Linked DNA regions of Homo sapiens: region 2 is linked to region 1. A link is a loop called in an ENCODE intact Hi-C map of the cell type or tissue named here. Cell type or tissue: ascending aorta. All regions are shown on one strand.

Region 1 (8,000 bases):
TTCTGTCCTTGCAATAGTTTGCTGAGAATGACGGTTTCCAGCTTCATCCATGTCCCTACAAAAGACATGAACTCATCCTTTTTTATGGCAGCATAGTATTTCATGGTGTATATGTGCCACATTTTCTTAATCCAGTCTATTATTGTTGGACATTTGTCTTGGTTCCAAGTCTTTGCTATTGTGAATAGTGCCACAATAAACATACGTGTGCATGTGTCTTTATAGCAGTATGATTTATAATCCTTTGGGTATATACCCAGTAATGGGATGGCTGGGTCAAATGGTATTTCTAGTTCTAGATCCCTGAGGAATCACCACACTGTCTTCCACACTGGTTGAACTAGTTTACAGTCCCACCAACAGTGTAAAAGTGTTCCTATTTCTCCACATCCTCTCCAGCACCTGTTGTTTCCTGACTTTTTAATGATCGCCATTCTAACTGGTGTGAGATGGTATCTCATTGTGGTTTTGATTTGCATTTCTCTGATGGCCACTGATGATGAGCATTTTTTCATGTGTCTGTTGCCGGCCCACAATTTTTAAGAAGGATATGAAATTATAAATCCAGTCCTCAGTCACACCAGCCATGTGGCAAGTGCTCAACATCCTGCATGTGGCTAGTGGTCACCGCATTGGAGAGCACAGATATCCATTTTCATCCCTCTAGAAAGTTCTGTTGGACAGTGCTGCCTACACCACCCATGGGCCCCCGAGGACATTGCTCCTTCTTCTCTACCTGCCAGCCCAGCTCTGGAAGACAGCAATGCTCTCATGCATCTGCACAGCACCTCGCAGGTTGCAAACACCTCTCCCACCTATTGTCCCCTTCACTCAAAGACAAGGGTCACACACTTGATGGGGTGACACAACAGCCCCAATAATGGCAGGCAGCACTAGCTCTCAGGGTAGACCTGCTTCACCCACCATTGTTCCCCACTCAGCTGTGTCAAGACAGAAGCAGCCAGGTCTTCCCTTCCTGGGACCTGGGCCCAGCCCTACCTCCACTCACGTGGCTGCCAGAGGGACTGACCGTGCTCCAGGCAGGCTGGGCCTCCAGGCTGCTGAGCTCTTTCCTGTAGTGCCCTGACAGTTTCATGGGAGGAGTCAAGACATTGAGCACTGCTGTGCGCCTCCTGGTACAGCAGGGGCTGGTCCTATAGGATTTCAGCCATCCTGCTCCTCCCACCCACCCTGCACCATCGTCACCGCTCAGGTTCAGAGGGCTTCGGTCATTTTCCCAAGACCACACAGCTGCTGAGTGGGAGAGGCAGGATTTGAACCAGGATTTCTACTGTACTGTGTCTTGGGACAAGAATGGATTGGGGTTGGGAGGTAGCTGCCCCCGAGGCTCAGTCTAGGCCCTGAGGAAGAGTCAGCCAAACTCTCCCCAGCCACGTGAGCAGGAGGCCCAGATAAAGAACGTGCATCGAGCGCTGAGTGCCAGGCACTGTGCTGGGTGTGTGGGTGTGTGTGAGAATGTGTGTGTGTGTGTGTGTGTGCGCGTGTTTGCTTATTAGCTCACTGCATCCTTAGCAGGTATAATTACCATCCCCATTTACTGGGGCACTGACAGGTGAAGTAACTTGCTCAAGGGCACACAGCTATTGAGTGACTGAGTGGCAAGATCAGGATTTGAACCTGGACAATCTGGCTCTGGAGACCCTGCTCCAATGGGCAGACCTGTGGGCAGAGTTTCTCTGCCAGCCCTCTGAGCTTTGATTGCAGGAAGGAGTGGCCCCTCCTGCTGGCAAGGTCAGAGGAGGGTTCAGGGAGGAAGGGGGAAGAGGCAGGCTCACCTTCCTCCAGTCCACGATGTCCTTCAGCCTACGGAAGAGGAAGATGCCTTTCCCTTGAGACCGGGCTACCTGGGGTGGGATGGGGGCAGAAAGCCAGCTCTTAGCTCTGCGTGGTTCCTTGTTGGCCCCCGTGGCTGGGGGCTCTCCCCAGCATATCTGTCTCTTTTTCCTTATGAACCCCCAACTCTCCCCAGAGGAAGGCTAGCTGAAGGGGCTGGAACAGAGAAGGTGCTAACCCTGGCAGAGGGAGAGAGGGAAGGGAGGGGAAGGGGGAGACTGACTTAGCTCACAAAGACATACATTTGCATGAATAATGCAAAAGAACAGACAATTAAAAAGCCATTTCTAACAGTCCTGGGAACATATCATCCAAATCTTTTTTTGGAAATCAATTTGCCTTCCTAATTAGGGTTTGCTCCGGCTAATACTGAAATCAGCCTGCCTTTACTGAACCCCAGCATGGATAATTCATAGCTTCACACAGTCTAGGGGCTGAGAGAATCTTTGATCTCATATGGAGTGGTCCTCAACAAAGGCATTACTCCCCTTCTACCATTGTAGAAGGACAACAGTCCTCCTGCCTGGCCTTGCACACTCACAGTGCCTAGCAGCTCACTACCTCCCCCACCAATGCCAAACAGCCCATTTTGTTACAGGATAGCTTTGTTAAGTAGTCATCCAAAAGGTATATATGAAGTGCATACTGTATGTTGAGCATTATGCAATGGAACGTTCACAGCCTAACCTGTGTTGAGCTAAGACTGGCCAGTCTGGCTTTGGCTTTTAGGACCTCCTAGAACAAAGCTGATTCCTGGGTGCCAGAAGAGTCCTTTAGGTATTTGCAGCCACTGAGCAGATCTCCCAAGTCATCTTACCTCCAGCATAACTGCAACTCTCATTTCCTTCTGTTCTCCTCTGAGCATGGCCCACCTGGCCCACCCGAGGCTCTCTGTACAAGATAGGGGCATGCAGGGCTGCCAGGTGTGGTTGTACAGGTTGTCTACTGCACAAAGAGCCCCTGCTCTGCCTGCCATGCTGTGCACCATGGTTCAGGGTTGTGTGGGCCCAGAAGACTGGGTGCCAAAAACTCTATGGAGCACTGGTGGTGGCTCAGGGGCAGCCAAATGTGCACAGCAATTTTAGAAAGCAACTAATAAGTGTGCATCAGGAGCTTCCAACAGTTCACGGCCTTGCAAAAGACTTGAACAGGCATTTTACGAAAGAAGATTACCAGTGTAAACATACAATAGCTTGGGCACAGTGACTCACATCTGTAATCCCAGCACTCTGGAAGGCCGAAGTAGGAGGATTATTTAAGCTCAGGAGTTCGAGACAAGTCTAGGCAACGTAGAAAGACCTTGAGATCACATCGCTACTAAAAATAGCTTTAAAAATTAGCTGGGTATGAGAGTGCACCCCTGTAGTACCAGCTATCTGGGAGGCAGAGGTGGAAGGATGACTTTAGCCCAGGAGATCAGGGCTGCAGTGGGCAGGGATTGCACCACTGCACAGCCTGGGCAACAGTGTGAGACTCTGTCTGTTAAAAAAAAAAGAAAGAAAGAAAAGAACGGGCACTCAACTTCATCAGAGGGTTCACCAACAGAGAAGTGCTAATTGACAGAACAAGAGCACCGTCATCTCGTCATCTCGGACAAACACTGCCACTTTAAGTTCCAGTTCCCTTTCTGGCCTCATGCATTTCAAGGAAATCACTTCTCTTCTAACTACAAGCAGACAGAAAGAGCAGACAGTAAAACACAGATAAGACAGCTCGGGCACAGAGGGAGGTGGGGGGAAAGTCTCTTGGGTAACTGCCAAACTTCGCCCTCATACAATGGGCCCCAGTAAAACAGTAGATCTTAATAAGCACATTCCTTTCCCTTCAGGTGCACTAAGATAGGAAAGCTAAAAGCAACCCGGGGGATATGCCTGCAGCTGCAGAAAGATGTATGGGAACAGACACACAACTCTCCCTCCCAGATAAGCACAATAAAGAGACACAGAAGCAGTCCAAGCCTCTAATAAACTCTCCCGCCCTGAATCCTTAAAAACTCTTAGTCTGTAAGAGAGTGTGGCTCTGACCTAACTCAGCCAGAAGGTTCCTCTCAGGTTTGTTTTCTCTAAAATAAACCTGTCTTGACGGGCGAGCCACCTTTCGTGTTTCTCTCCTCTTTCTTTAATTCTTACACTAATGAAAATCACAATATGATACTACTATATACTACCTGAGAATAGTTAAATTAAAGACAGACAATACCAAGTATTGGTGAGGATGTGGAGAAACTGGAACTTGCACACACTGCTGGTGTGAGAGTACGTTGTTTGGAAACTGGCAGCATCTGCTAAAGCTGAACATAGGCATCCTCTATCCTATGTCCCAGCAATTCCTCTCTTAGGGACCTACATGACAGAAATGTCTGCACATGTCACCATGGACATGGCCCCAGACACCCACAGCAGCACTATCATAATAGCTCCACCCTGAGACTCCCCAATGGATGAATATTTAATCAATGGAATAGTATACAACGATGACAGTTAATAATGTACAATTACCCACATCAGCAGAATGAACTGCAAAACATGTCAAGGGAGAGACACCAGACACAAGGTAGTCATCCTATAAGATTCCAATTATATAAAGTCCAAAAGCAGACAAAGCAAACCTACGATGTTTAGTGCCTTGGGGGGTTGTGAGTGAGTGGAAAGGGGCCTGAGAGGGCTGCTGAGGGTAGGGAACGCTCTGTTTATGACCTGGGTGCTGATTATTTGAGTGGATTCACTTTGTGAAAATTCATACTGTGCCCCTATAATTTGGCTACTTTTCTATATTTTATTAAACTTCAATTAAACGGTATCTTTTCAGGTTCATATGCTTTGGTCTAGGAACCCCTATCCCCAACCCTGTTGGCTGCCTTCCCTATGGCCACTTTCCTTCCTCTTCTTCCTTGCTAGCAAAGCCCACCTCTCATGAGGGAGGCTAGAAAGACCAGATGTAGGTTTTCCCAGCTTCCCTTGCAGTTGGTGGAAACCACATGACCAGTTTTGGCCAATCAGACCTAAGGAGACATTTGCTCAGAGATTCCAGGAAAGATGTTTCTCCTTGTTAAAAATATTAGGGAAGGAGCTGGGGAGAAAGGGGATCGGGAAGAAATATCCCGGGCTCCTTCCTTCTTTCTTTGAATGCTACAGTCTGCGGAGATGATGCCTGTGACTGCAGCAGCCATGTCACATCCATGAGGTGACAAGTCTGATGACAAAAAGCCAGCACACAGGATGCAGAGTCGATGGAGAGAAGGAGCCTGGGCCTCTAGTGGCATCATCTAGCACATCCCCAAACCTGGATATGCCTACCCTCAGCCTTCTTGTTCTGTGAGATAACAAAATGCCTTTATTGTTCAGGCCATTGTTAGTAACTTGACATGACTGTTCCAGGAGGTGCCTTCCTAAGGGACTAACCCTAAAGAATGAAAGATGAACCGCCTGCATGGTGTTACATCGGGGCTGATGAGATGGAAATCACCTAATACCTAGTTCCAGCAGATGGCAGTTTCCAAAAACAACCACGACAATATTTCCTGTCCCATATGTTCTCCAGAACCCTGTCAAAAGGTAAATCAATGTCCCCTCCCTTGAATCTGGAAGTGTCTCTACTAATTGCCTATGGCAGAAGTGATGTGTGAATTCCAATGCCAGGTCATAAAAGGCAATATAGCTTCTGCCTGGCTCTCTCTTTCAGGATGGTTGCCCTCAGAACCCAGCAGCCATCCCGTGAGGAAGCCCAGGTCACAGGGAGAGGCCCACCTGGAAGGCAACTGAGTCTTCCAGCCCTCAACTCTGGCTGAATTCCCAGCCAACAGCTGGCACCTACTTGCTAGCCCAGCCAGTGAGCCAGCTAGGAAGGGGATCCTCCAGCCCTCAGTGGATGCTGGAGCAGCCTTCCTTGTCAAGCACTGTCCAAGCTGGGGGCTCACATGAACTAAATAAGGCATTATTGTTGTTTCAAGTCACTATGTTTGGGAGTGGTTTGCTACTCTGAAATAGATAACCGGAATACGAGCTTTAGTAGAATGGTTCATAACAATGGCAATACCAGCAGCCAATACTTACCAGGTGTTTACTCTGTGCCAGACACCGTGATTTATACACGTTACCTCATTAAAGCTTGAAAAAAAACACACACCCTTTGACATAAACATTAATGTTATCCCCATTTTGCAGCCAAGAGAACCAGCGAACAGACAGGCCAAACACATTGCCCAAGGTCACCCAGCCAACAGGTGACAAATCTGAGATAGTTAAATCTGTGCTACACAAACCTGGGGCTCATATACCTCTTGAAAAGTGCCGGGGATACACAAAATCACAGGATAAACACTGCTAGTTCTGGGGGCAGCTCTATTACTTGATGGTTTGGGAGGGATATATTTTTATATTATGCTTTTTTCTTTGAGACAGGGTCTTGCTCTGTCACCCAGGCTGGAGTACAGTGGCAGGATCTCGGCTTACTGCAAGCTCAGCCTCCTGGATTCATGCCATTCTCCTGCCTCAGCCTCCCAAGTAGCTGAGACTACAGGTGCCTGCCACCACGCTCTGCCAATTTTTTGTTATTTTTAGTACAGACAGGGTTTCACCATGTCAGCCAGGATGGTCTCGATCTCCTGACCTCGTGATCCGCCCGCCTCAGCCTCCCAAAGTGCTGGGATTACAGGCGTGAGCCACCGCGCCCGGCCGATTTTCACATTCCTTTCTATTAGGAATGCAACAAATCATAGGAGTGTTAGCCATGCCCGTGACTTTGCCATCTAAAGAGATCACAGTGATTTCGACATCACATTACAATTGTTGCAGATATCTCAAAATATTGTTTATGCTCCTCCTGACTTTGAAATTGTGGTAGCTGTGAGGCCTGCTGTTAGATCCTCTTTAATTGTTAATGAAAAGCGCACATATTTCTATAGCACAAATAATTTTGTAATCGCTTGTGTGGTGGCCATGACAATGCACCTTGCAGGCCTCCAACAGAGTAACTGACTGAGAGTGCCAGCGGCTTCCAGTTGAGGTCTAGCAGTGTTTGCCAGGGCGTCTTGCTAGGGCTGCTCCCAGTCAGTGACTAAGCCCCAGGGGATATGAAGACCGGCCATTCCTGAGAGACAGGGGACTCCTGACAGCCAACTTTGGCTGAGGCCTCCCAGGGGCCTTGATGAACTTTCAAAGGCTGCTCAGCAATAGAAACTTCCAACCTTCCTCCCTCCCTCCCTCTCTTCTTTCTTCGCTTCCTTGGAGGCCTGATTCTCTCCCAGCCTCACCTGCTAGCTCCCTCCCCATTTTTTCTCACCAGCCAAACTGTTTAATTTTGTCTTGGCATCCGTTTCTTGGGGAACCCAGATTAACACAGTTTGATAACGGGTTTTCAGTATAGTTGCCTTCTTTTATAATGGAATGTACTGTATTTTATGTTTTTAAAACCACAATTCTTTCATGGGTACATACTTATCTCCAAACTCATTAAGCTGTCCACATTAAATACGCACAGCTTGTTGTACGCCAATTATGTTTCAATGAAGTGGTTAAAAAAACACCACTATTCTGTGATAGGGTCCACACATTTCACCAGATGTCAAAGAGGCCCATGGCATAAAAACAGTACAGAAGTCTTGCCCTCTTGTTTAAGCTACTGTTATTTGGATTTTCTATTATTTACTGAGTAAAGCATCCCGACTCTTAGAAAGTCTCAGTGAAAAATTCTGAGAAGTTCTGGTTGGGGTAAACTAGTGTGATGGAATGTTAAAATGTGGCTCTTCCTGCCTTGCAGTTTGGAAATAGGCCCCCAAGGCTGAGAACAGCCCCCTGGTTGCCAAGAACGCTCGCTGCCGTGTGTGAAGTGTTAGACCAGCTTGGTGGACGCAGGGTGAGCAGATAGATAGGCCCTGTCCCTGAGCAGCTTGGGGGGCACACAGAGAGACTGACAGGCCCCATCCGTGACAGCCAAGCAGTCGCCTCCCCGCACCACGAGGCGGGCTGGAGCCACAGTTGTCCCATGACCTGTGTCAGTGTCCTGCCCACCTCCCCACCAACCCTGACGGCCTGAACTGCTGGCAGGGGAGAATGCTTCCATGGGAAGAAAGCTAAGAGCGATGCAATGTTTACACTGGACTTTTAAATGCCAGACCCAAGAGCCTGTTCTTATATTCCCCTAAAAGC
Region 2 (8,000 bases), 56 kb after region 1:
GTAATTTTGTAATTCCCATTTGGAGTGGAGTCCCTTTAAGTAGCCCTTTCCTAGCTACTTGATAAAGGTTCCTGGGTCCCTGTTGGGAGGGATAGGTGACGTCATGCCCACGCCGCTGATGGGGTTAGGAGACACCATGTGCTTAGAAGGTTCAGGAATCACAAGTGGTCACAGCTGGGAGGCCTCAGAGATGACAACTACTTTCTTTGGACAGAGAGGACCACAGTGGGCCAGAGAAGGGCAGGAACTGGGCTGGGGTTATGCCCTGCCTGGGCAGCTCGGACCAGCATCAGGGAGGGTTGCAGGCAAGGTCCCCTGCCTGAGTGTATTTTGTACTTGCAGGATATCACCTACCTTCGCATCCCGGTCGCTGATACCCCTGAGGTACCCATGTAAGTTCCCCTGGATGGACCCATAGATGGACAGACAGCTGCCTTCTGTGGTGGGGGAGGGGGAGGGGGTTTGAAGGAGGACAAAGTACTCAGGCCAGAGAGCTATCACAGGTGTTCAACTCAACCAGTCCCAGGTTTGACTCTGTCTCAACCATGCCCTTGTGATAGGCCCTTGGCCAAGACTCTCCACCTCCCCGAGCCTCAGTCTCATCAGCTATGAAATGGGAAAAGGACACTCTGTACCTTGGGACCAGCTACACCAGCTGATTTGAAAGGGTCATATTCAGCCTGTTCCTGGCCTTGGGGTTAAGACATCTGAGTTCCGGCCAGGCTCTGCCATTTACTTGCTGTGTGACCTTGAACAAATCACTTCCCCGCTCTGGGCCTCACCTGTAAATCAGGAGTGCATGATCAGAGTCAAGGAGGCTTTCGAAGATCAGATGACACAGGTCAAGGATCTAGGATAGGGCCTGGAGTATAACTGAGCTCAGAAAACGGGATTTTTGTTTGTGGCATCAGCAGTAGTGCCTCCCCGCTTGGGATGGAGCCAAGCAGACAGTGCTGCCCCTTGGGAATCTTGCTCCCAGCCTGCTGCTGCCCATCATTGTGCCCAGGTGCTCTGATTGCAGACCCCAGAGGAGTGGGACCCCTGTGTTTCCTCCCACCCATTTCTCTGAAAGGCCACAATAAACCCAACATGAAAACAGGGTCCACAGGAGGAGTGCTCCTGCCTAGATGGTGAGATTTGTCCTGACTGGTCTCTCTCACTGCCTGAAATGCCACCATTCTTGCTTCACACAAACACACCTCCAGCTCATACTAAGTACTGGCCCATATTCACTGCATGTGCTGGCTGACCTGGGGACCCCAGGGCTCTATGTCCCTTGCTATCCTGTAATTGGGGTGGGGGCGGAACAACTCCTGAGAGGTCTGCCCTGCAGTGCTCCCTACCCTATTGCTTTCTCCTCTAGCAAAAAGCACTTCAAAGAATGTATCAACTTCATCCACTGCTGCCGCCTTAATGGGGGGAACTGCCTTGTGCACTGGTGAGTTAAGCGGAGGGGGATAAGGTGGGGGAGGAAGGAAGTGGCTGTGCCCTCTGCTGAACACACACTCCCCCTGTGGGAAGGTTGGACCTGTGAGGGATCTTCTCCAGCCTGTCACAGTGCCTGAGGGCCCACCATTCACTGGAGAGAGGCCAACCCGGGACTCTATTCCTTATGAGCTGTGTGGCCATAGCCAAGTAGCTGTTTCTCTCTGAGACTCAATGTCCTCATCTGTAAAATGCGGAAAAGAAAGCTGACCTGATGGGACTGTTGGGAGGGATAGGTGAGGTCATGGAGGTAGCTCATCACCCTCCAGTAGTTCTGGGCCTCCCTCCTCCCCTCCAGGCCTTGGAGGTGATGGTGCAGGGCAGTGGGGAACCCCGAGCTGGGAGACAGGAATTCTGGGTCTTCCCAGGTGCCCCTCGCTCAGTTGATGTCATTCATTCCTTAACTTCTCACTGAAGGCCCATCCTATCCAGGCTCAAGCTGGCTCTGCTGGAGGCCCAGCAAGGAGGCCGGTTTCCCAAGCCTCATTTCCCACCCTCTCCCTCCTTCCCCTTTCCAGCTGTACTAACCTCCTCCCCATCCTCCAAATCTACGAGGCTTATGCCTCATGGTCTTTGTACACACTGCCCAGAAGGTTCCTGACTAACCCTTATTCATCTTTCAAATTTCATTGATATCTATTCCTTGGGAACCCCTTCCCTAACCCCACCCCACCTATAGATTAATACCTCTTCCTATGTGGATCTCCTAGCCCCCAGACTCATCCTCAAAGCTATTATCACCACCTGGAATTGATTATCTGATCAACGTCTGTCCCCCCCCCCCAGCCATACTGTAAGCTCCAGGACAGCAAAGACCATGCCTGTTTTATACCCGCTACATCCCCAGTGCCTGAAAAAGAACAGATGCTCAGGACATATTTATTGACTGAATGAATGGTGTTTCACTCAGGCTTTTGATGTGGGAGAACCCAGGGGATGCTCTAGACAGAGGGAACAGCATGGCAAAGGCCTGGAGGTGGGATGGCAAGTCCTGACAGGTCCCTTATGGTTGGAGCTCAGGAGGCAAGGGTGGGGGAGTTGAAGCAGGGTGGGGTGCCTGGGGGCATGGAGGACATTGGATCTTACTTGAAGCCTGAGGGGTTGTTGGGGATCCCAGCTTTGCAGGCATCTCTCGCAGCACCACGATTGTGACAGCGTATGTGATGACTGTGACGGGGCTAGGCTGGCGGGACGTGCTTGAAGCCATCAAGGCCACCAGGCCCATCGCCAACCCCAACCCAGGCTTTAGGCAGCAGCTTGAAGAGTTTGGCTGGGCCAGTTCCCAGAAGGTAGGGATGGGGTCAAGGGCTGGGTTGGGCCAGGGGTGGGAGATCCTTCTTCCCACTCGAACTGATCACTGATTGGAACATTTTTAGCCTGTGCCTCAGACCCGGATTTTTCTAGGGTCTCAAACTCATGGCCTTTGAGCTAATCCACCTCCTAGGTGTATTTTGTTAGACAGCCAGGTGTTTTCTTTTTCAATTTAGAATTTGAATGCCTTTAGATCAGTGCGGGCCCTTCCATTTGACCAGGTCTTCCAGCCCTCCCCACTGCCTGCCCTACCTGGCTGGAACCTGAAGGATTTGAGTGTTTGACCCCATCGGGGAGAATTGTCCATGTCCTACTCCATCCCTGTGTCCTTGATGAGACCACAGCAGTTTCCCTCTTATACCTCTCGGGCAGATGCTACGTAGAAATGTCAGGAACTAAGCCTCCCTGGGAACAAAGGATGAGAGGGGGAGGGCTCTCAGCAGGTTGAGGGCGGTACCCAGAGGCTCATCTGCAGCACGGCGTTGGGAAAGAGTCGGGCAAGGAAGAAATCTGTGGGAATGGGGTTGTGAGCACAGAGGTGCAAAGTGGGAGGAGTTACCCAGAAGTGCAAAGCGGGAGGAGTGATCCCCGCTGGGCGCCTGGGGGTCACTTTAGCAGGTCTGGAAGCTGGCGTGTCAAAGGGGGAAGAGGGGTCAGGGAGAGGGAGGGGCCTCCTAGAAGGGAAGAGGGACTCAGTGAGGGGATGGAAACCCCGGAGAAGGGAGGCAAAGAAGACGCTCAGGAAGGGAGGGGCTCAGCGAGGTGTGGGACGCTCGGAGAAGGGCGAAGGTCGGGAGGGTGGGGGCGGGGCCGGCTGCCTTGACCCCGCCCCGCGCCGGCCTTGACCCCGCCCACCTCACCCGCCCACCCCAGCTTCGCCGGCAGCTGGAGGAGCGCTTCGGCGAGAGCCCCTTCCGCGACGAGGAGGAGTTGCGCGCGCTGCTGCCGCTGTGCAAGCGCTGCCGGCAGGGCTCCGCGACCTCGGCCTCCTCCGCCGGGCCGCACTCAGCAGCCTCCGAGGGAACCGTGCAGCGCCTGGTGCCGCGCACGCCCCGGGAAGCCCACCGGCCGCTGCCGCTGCTGGCGCGCGTCAAGCAGACTTTCTCTTGCCTCCCCCGGTGTCTGTCCCGCAAGGGCGGCAAGTGAGGATGCAGTCCAGCCGTGGCTCCCCACTTCCGACTGGCTCCCTTCGGGGGCTGTCTGCGCCTTCCACGCCCCCCAGGACGGGCCCAGAGGCTGGGGGAGCCCCGCGGCGGCCTGAACCCTGCCTCCCGCGCCCGCCCTGCTCGTCCGCGTCTGCAGTCAGCGTCCCCAACCTGTGCGTCTCTGTGTCCGGGCCGGCCTGCTGCAGCCACCTGGTGCCTTAGTCCTTGGGCTGGGGGAGGGGGCCCACCCTTAAAGGCGGCGGGAGGGGAGGGAGGGAGAGTGGAGGGTTTGACGGGCCTGGAGGGTATTAAAGAGACACAGAAGAAGCTGCCTGTCCGAGTGCCTCCCAGTCATTCAACAAAGGCGGGGCAGCAGGATTCTGCCAGGAGCCAGCAGGACTGCCAGGGGCCAGCAGCCTGCAGAAAAGGGGATGCGAGGGAGCCTGCATCCCCTGGGGGCCTGAGGAGCCCACCACCCTCCCGCAACTGCAGTCTGCGGAGTTGCCTCCTGGGACCCCACCTCCTTCTCTAACATCTCCCCTCCCCCAAAGCCACGGTGTCCCGCCTGACAAGGCCCAAGTCCCTCCTTCTCTCGGAACCCCCTTCCACCTTTTGAACCCCTCTCCTCCACCATGAGGGGCCCCTCCCCTCCCCGACTCCCTTCCCTTCCCTGTGCACAAATAGTAGCTAGGAAGGTGAGGTAGCGCCTCCCTCATCCTGACCTTTTACTGCATGAGTTCACTTAATCCTCAGGGAGGAAACAGAGGCTCAGAGAGATCAGGCAGCTTGCCGGAGCACACACAGCCAGAGCAGGGAAAGCTGGACGCTAGCTTAGTCAGTCTGAGTCCCATGACGGTAGGTAGTTAGGAAGCAGCTCCTCTGGTTTGGGAGGTTCCTGACAAGGAGGCTCCACCCCCAGCTAGTGGGAATGACCCTTCCTGCCAAGACTTTAAAGGCCAGGGCTGCCCATCAAAGCGGTAGCTGGCTCTGAGGATGAGTAGAAGTCACTGCAGCTGATACTTCCAAAACTAAAGTTAACCCAAAGTTGAGAGGGATCGAAAATAGCTATAACCCAATAAGCCACTCGTATGGGGTTCTTAATATGCACAAATCACTGTGCTCAGGGCTGTCGGGGAGGCACCGATTCCAGCACTGGAGTTGGAGGATGGACAAAATAACCTTCAGCTGCCACCCCAACTTCCTACTCCTCATTCATTCAACAAATGTCCATTGAGTACCTACTGTGTGCCAGCCATTGTGCTCGGCCCTGGGTATACAGCAATGAGCAAAACCTCTGCCTTCATGTTGCTGACATTCTGGTCGGGAAGACAGCAAATAAAAAATATGTCAGGTGGTGAGGGAGTGGACCGTTTGGTTATCTGGGGGAAGCATTCCAGGCAGACAGAACATTAAGGCCATGAGTTAGTAACCTCCTTGCCAGTAACCTCCAAAAACAGAAGGAGCTGCTTCCTAACTACCTACCATCATGAGTTAGGGTCTTTCCCTTCACAGTTCATGTGAAGAGCAAAGTGGCTGGACTCACCAGAGTGCAGGGAGCCCGCAGTCCTCCAGGCTGGTTAATGGTGCTGCCAGACGCCCCATTTAAAACACCTTCTACCTCTGATGGTGTCTTCCCCTATTTAAAAGCCTCCATGGAGGCGGAGGCTGTAGTGAGCCAAGATTGCGCTACTGCACTCCAGCCTGGGTGACAGAGCGAGACCCTGTTTGAAAAAAGAAAAATAAAAAAAGCCTCCATGGCCCCCATCATCTATAGGACTGATCTGATATTCCAGATCAATCCTTCAAGATGCTTCAAGAGCCAGGTGGCTACTGGAATATGGGAGCTAGAGGAAAGGAGGAGCAGGAAGAAAGCCCTCCCAGCAGGTACACATCAGGAACAATGCTTCCAGTCTCTGGTCAATGCTGGCTGGGTGCCCAGCTTTGTGCCAGTGCTGTGCAAAGGTGCAGGGAGTGGGGGGCATTCTCTCTCAGAGCCTCAGTTCCATGAATACAGCAAGGAGTGGAGCAATCTGAGCAACTTGATCTTTTTCATATCCCACATCTCCTTTGACAATTTAATGAAAGATGCAAATCCCCCCCCCCCAAAAAAATGCATAGACATGAAATTTACATTCACTTTTAGGGGGTCAGAGACCCCCACCAAGAATCCACAAAGTACAGGTGTAGCTGTCGGCAGGCAGTGTGGGGCACTGCTTAGGCTCCCGGGCTCTAGGGAGCAGAGAGACACATTTTGGCTCCTGGCTCCACCACCCACTAGCTCTGTGACCTTGTTAGAGGGCTTTAACCTCTCTGAGCTCAGTCTTAACATTAAAACAGGGCTTTTACCAACCTCATAAGCTGTTGTGAGAACCAATTGAGACACTGCAGGAAAGTGTTTAGCCAGGCCCAGCACTGATGAGCAGTCGGTAAGTGGGAACTCCTAATATTTACAGAAATAAGTGTGACCCCTGGACTACCTGCATCAGAACCTCACGGGGGAACTCATTACAATGTGGGTTTCCTGGGCTTCCTGCCCAGAAAGTCTGATTCTGCAGATCTGGGATGGAGGTCATGAGTATGCATTTGAAACGAGTTGCTGCCTCTCAGTTCTGGCAGGAGTTAGTTTGAGAATCCCTGTGCCTTTCCAATCTCAACAGTCCAGGTCCTGAAAAGAGACTGACAAATTTCCAGGTGGGCTGGGAAGAGCAGGTGACAGTTGCAGACTGGGGCAAAGCTGTGTCTCTGGATGCTCATGGGGGCCGGCCTCCTGAGACCCGCAGAGCCCAGGCTACCCCACTTGCGTGGGTCTTGTGTCTCACAGCGCCTCCTGCCACCCCATAAAAGAGGATCAATGCCCTCCAGGCTAGGCTGCTATGGGGAGGTGCAAAAGGAAAGGGCCTCCCAAGAGAGGGGACAAAACAGAAAGTGAGACCTGCCTGCCCAGACTTTCACTTTCATAGCCTCCCAGCATCATCCAGGTGGCCCGTAGTCCCCAGGCCCACGTGGGTTGAGCCACTGCAAGCCCAAGACCTGGCCCCTGCATCCCTGATGGCCAGAAGGAAGGAAAGGTCCCCGACGGCAGGTGACCCATGGCAGAGCCAGAGGTTCCCTGTGCCTCTGGGACTGGGGGGGCACAGATTGAGAGTGGGTGCTACGTGGGGTTATGCTGGGAGGATGCGGGCAAGACCCTCTTTCGCATCCCCTGGAAGCATGTAGCCAAGCAGGGCTACCAGGTGCAACAGGACTCAGCACTCTTCAGGGCAAGGGGACAGGGGACTGGAGACGCTCAGCACTGGGCAGGCTCTGGACACAAGTTGCCCCAGCACTGAGACTGACGGATAGCCTTGTGACCCTGGGCCACTTTCTGGCCTCTAGGGCTGAGGGTAATGTTCTCTACATATGAGGGACTCTCAGACACTTTCTTAAAACAATCAGCCAAGGCTGCCACGACCTGCACCACCGGCCCCTCTCAGAGGGCCTCTTCTCCCACTCCACCAATGCACTAATGGGAATTCTGTCAGCCTCCCACCCCTAAACCCATCAACCTCTGCAGCTCAGGAAACTTTTTGGTGCTCCCAACACCAGCCCTTCTCAGGGACCTCCTGCAGGAATGTCCCTCCTTTCCCCAGTCATCATTAACTTCTTCCAAACTGGCTCCTTTCTTGAGAAAGAGATGGTTAAGCTGAGGATGGTGGGAGCATGCCAGGTAAAGGTGAAGAGGCGAAGGTATTGCAGGCAAAGGGAACTGAATGTGCAAAGGTCTAATGGAGATAAAGACATGAAGCATTTAGAGATGAAAAGAACTAAAGTGGGGGAGGAGAGGGAGTGGAGGCAGATGAGGCCCAGGAGGGGCAGTTCATGCATGGCTTTGAGGCCATCATGAAGAGTTGGAACTCTTTCACAAGGGCAATGGGGAGCTATGGTAGGGGAGGGTCAAAACCAGATTTGTGGCCAGGAGTTGTGCCTCAACTGTAATCCTACCACTTTGGGAGGTCAAGGCAGGAGGATCACTTGAGCCCAGGAGTTCGAGACCAGTCTGGGCAACATAGTGAGAGCCCG

What was found. A loop is a pair of places that touch in the nucleus more often than their neighbours do. Peaks named below come from ENCODE experiments on the same cell type or tissue, not always from the same donor. Only the 100,000 strongest peaks of a DNase experiment are listed, where the experiment ranks them.
Region 2: it touches region 1 in a loop (3-fold over the local background); 3 of 110 quality-filtered maps call a loop at or near these places.

Annotation. Positions count from the first base shown.
Region 1 is chr20:31,913,729-31,921,728 of GRCh38, reverse strand. It overlaps TTLL9 (tubulin tyrosine ligase like 9), which reads right to left. Exons shown (of 15, transcript NM_001008409.5): 7 at 1,797-1,865. Among named protein-coding and RNA genes, the nearest start is that of PDRG1, 34 kb to the left of the region's middle. RefSeq lists an enhancer at 3,250-3,299. In ascending aorta, no CTCF peak of the experiment used is centred here; no DNase peak of the experiment used is centred here.
Region 2 is chr20:31,857,345-31,865,344 of GRCh38, reverse strand. It overlaps DUSP15 (dual specificity phosphatase 15), which reads left to right. Exons shown (of 7, transcript NM_080611.5): 4 at 343-392; 5 at 1,364-1,438; 6 at 2,603-2,774; 7 at 3,670-4,268. The coding sequence ends at 3,942. Among named protein-coding and RNA genes, the nearest start is that of DUSP15, 9.2 kb to the left of the region's middle. RefSeq lists a silencer at 3,772-3,971 and an enhancer at 6,707-6,806. In ascending aorta, no CTCF peak of the experiment used is centred here; DNase peaks (open chromatin) are centred at 3,704 and 4,694; H3K4me3 peaks cover 1,388 bases; H3K27me3 peaks cover 2,594 bases.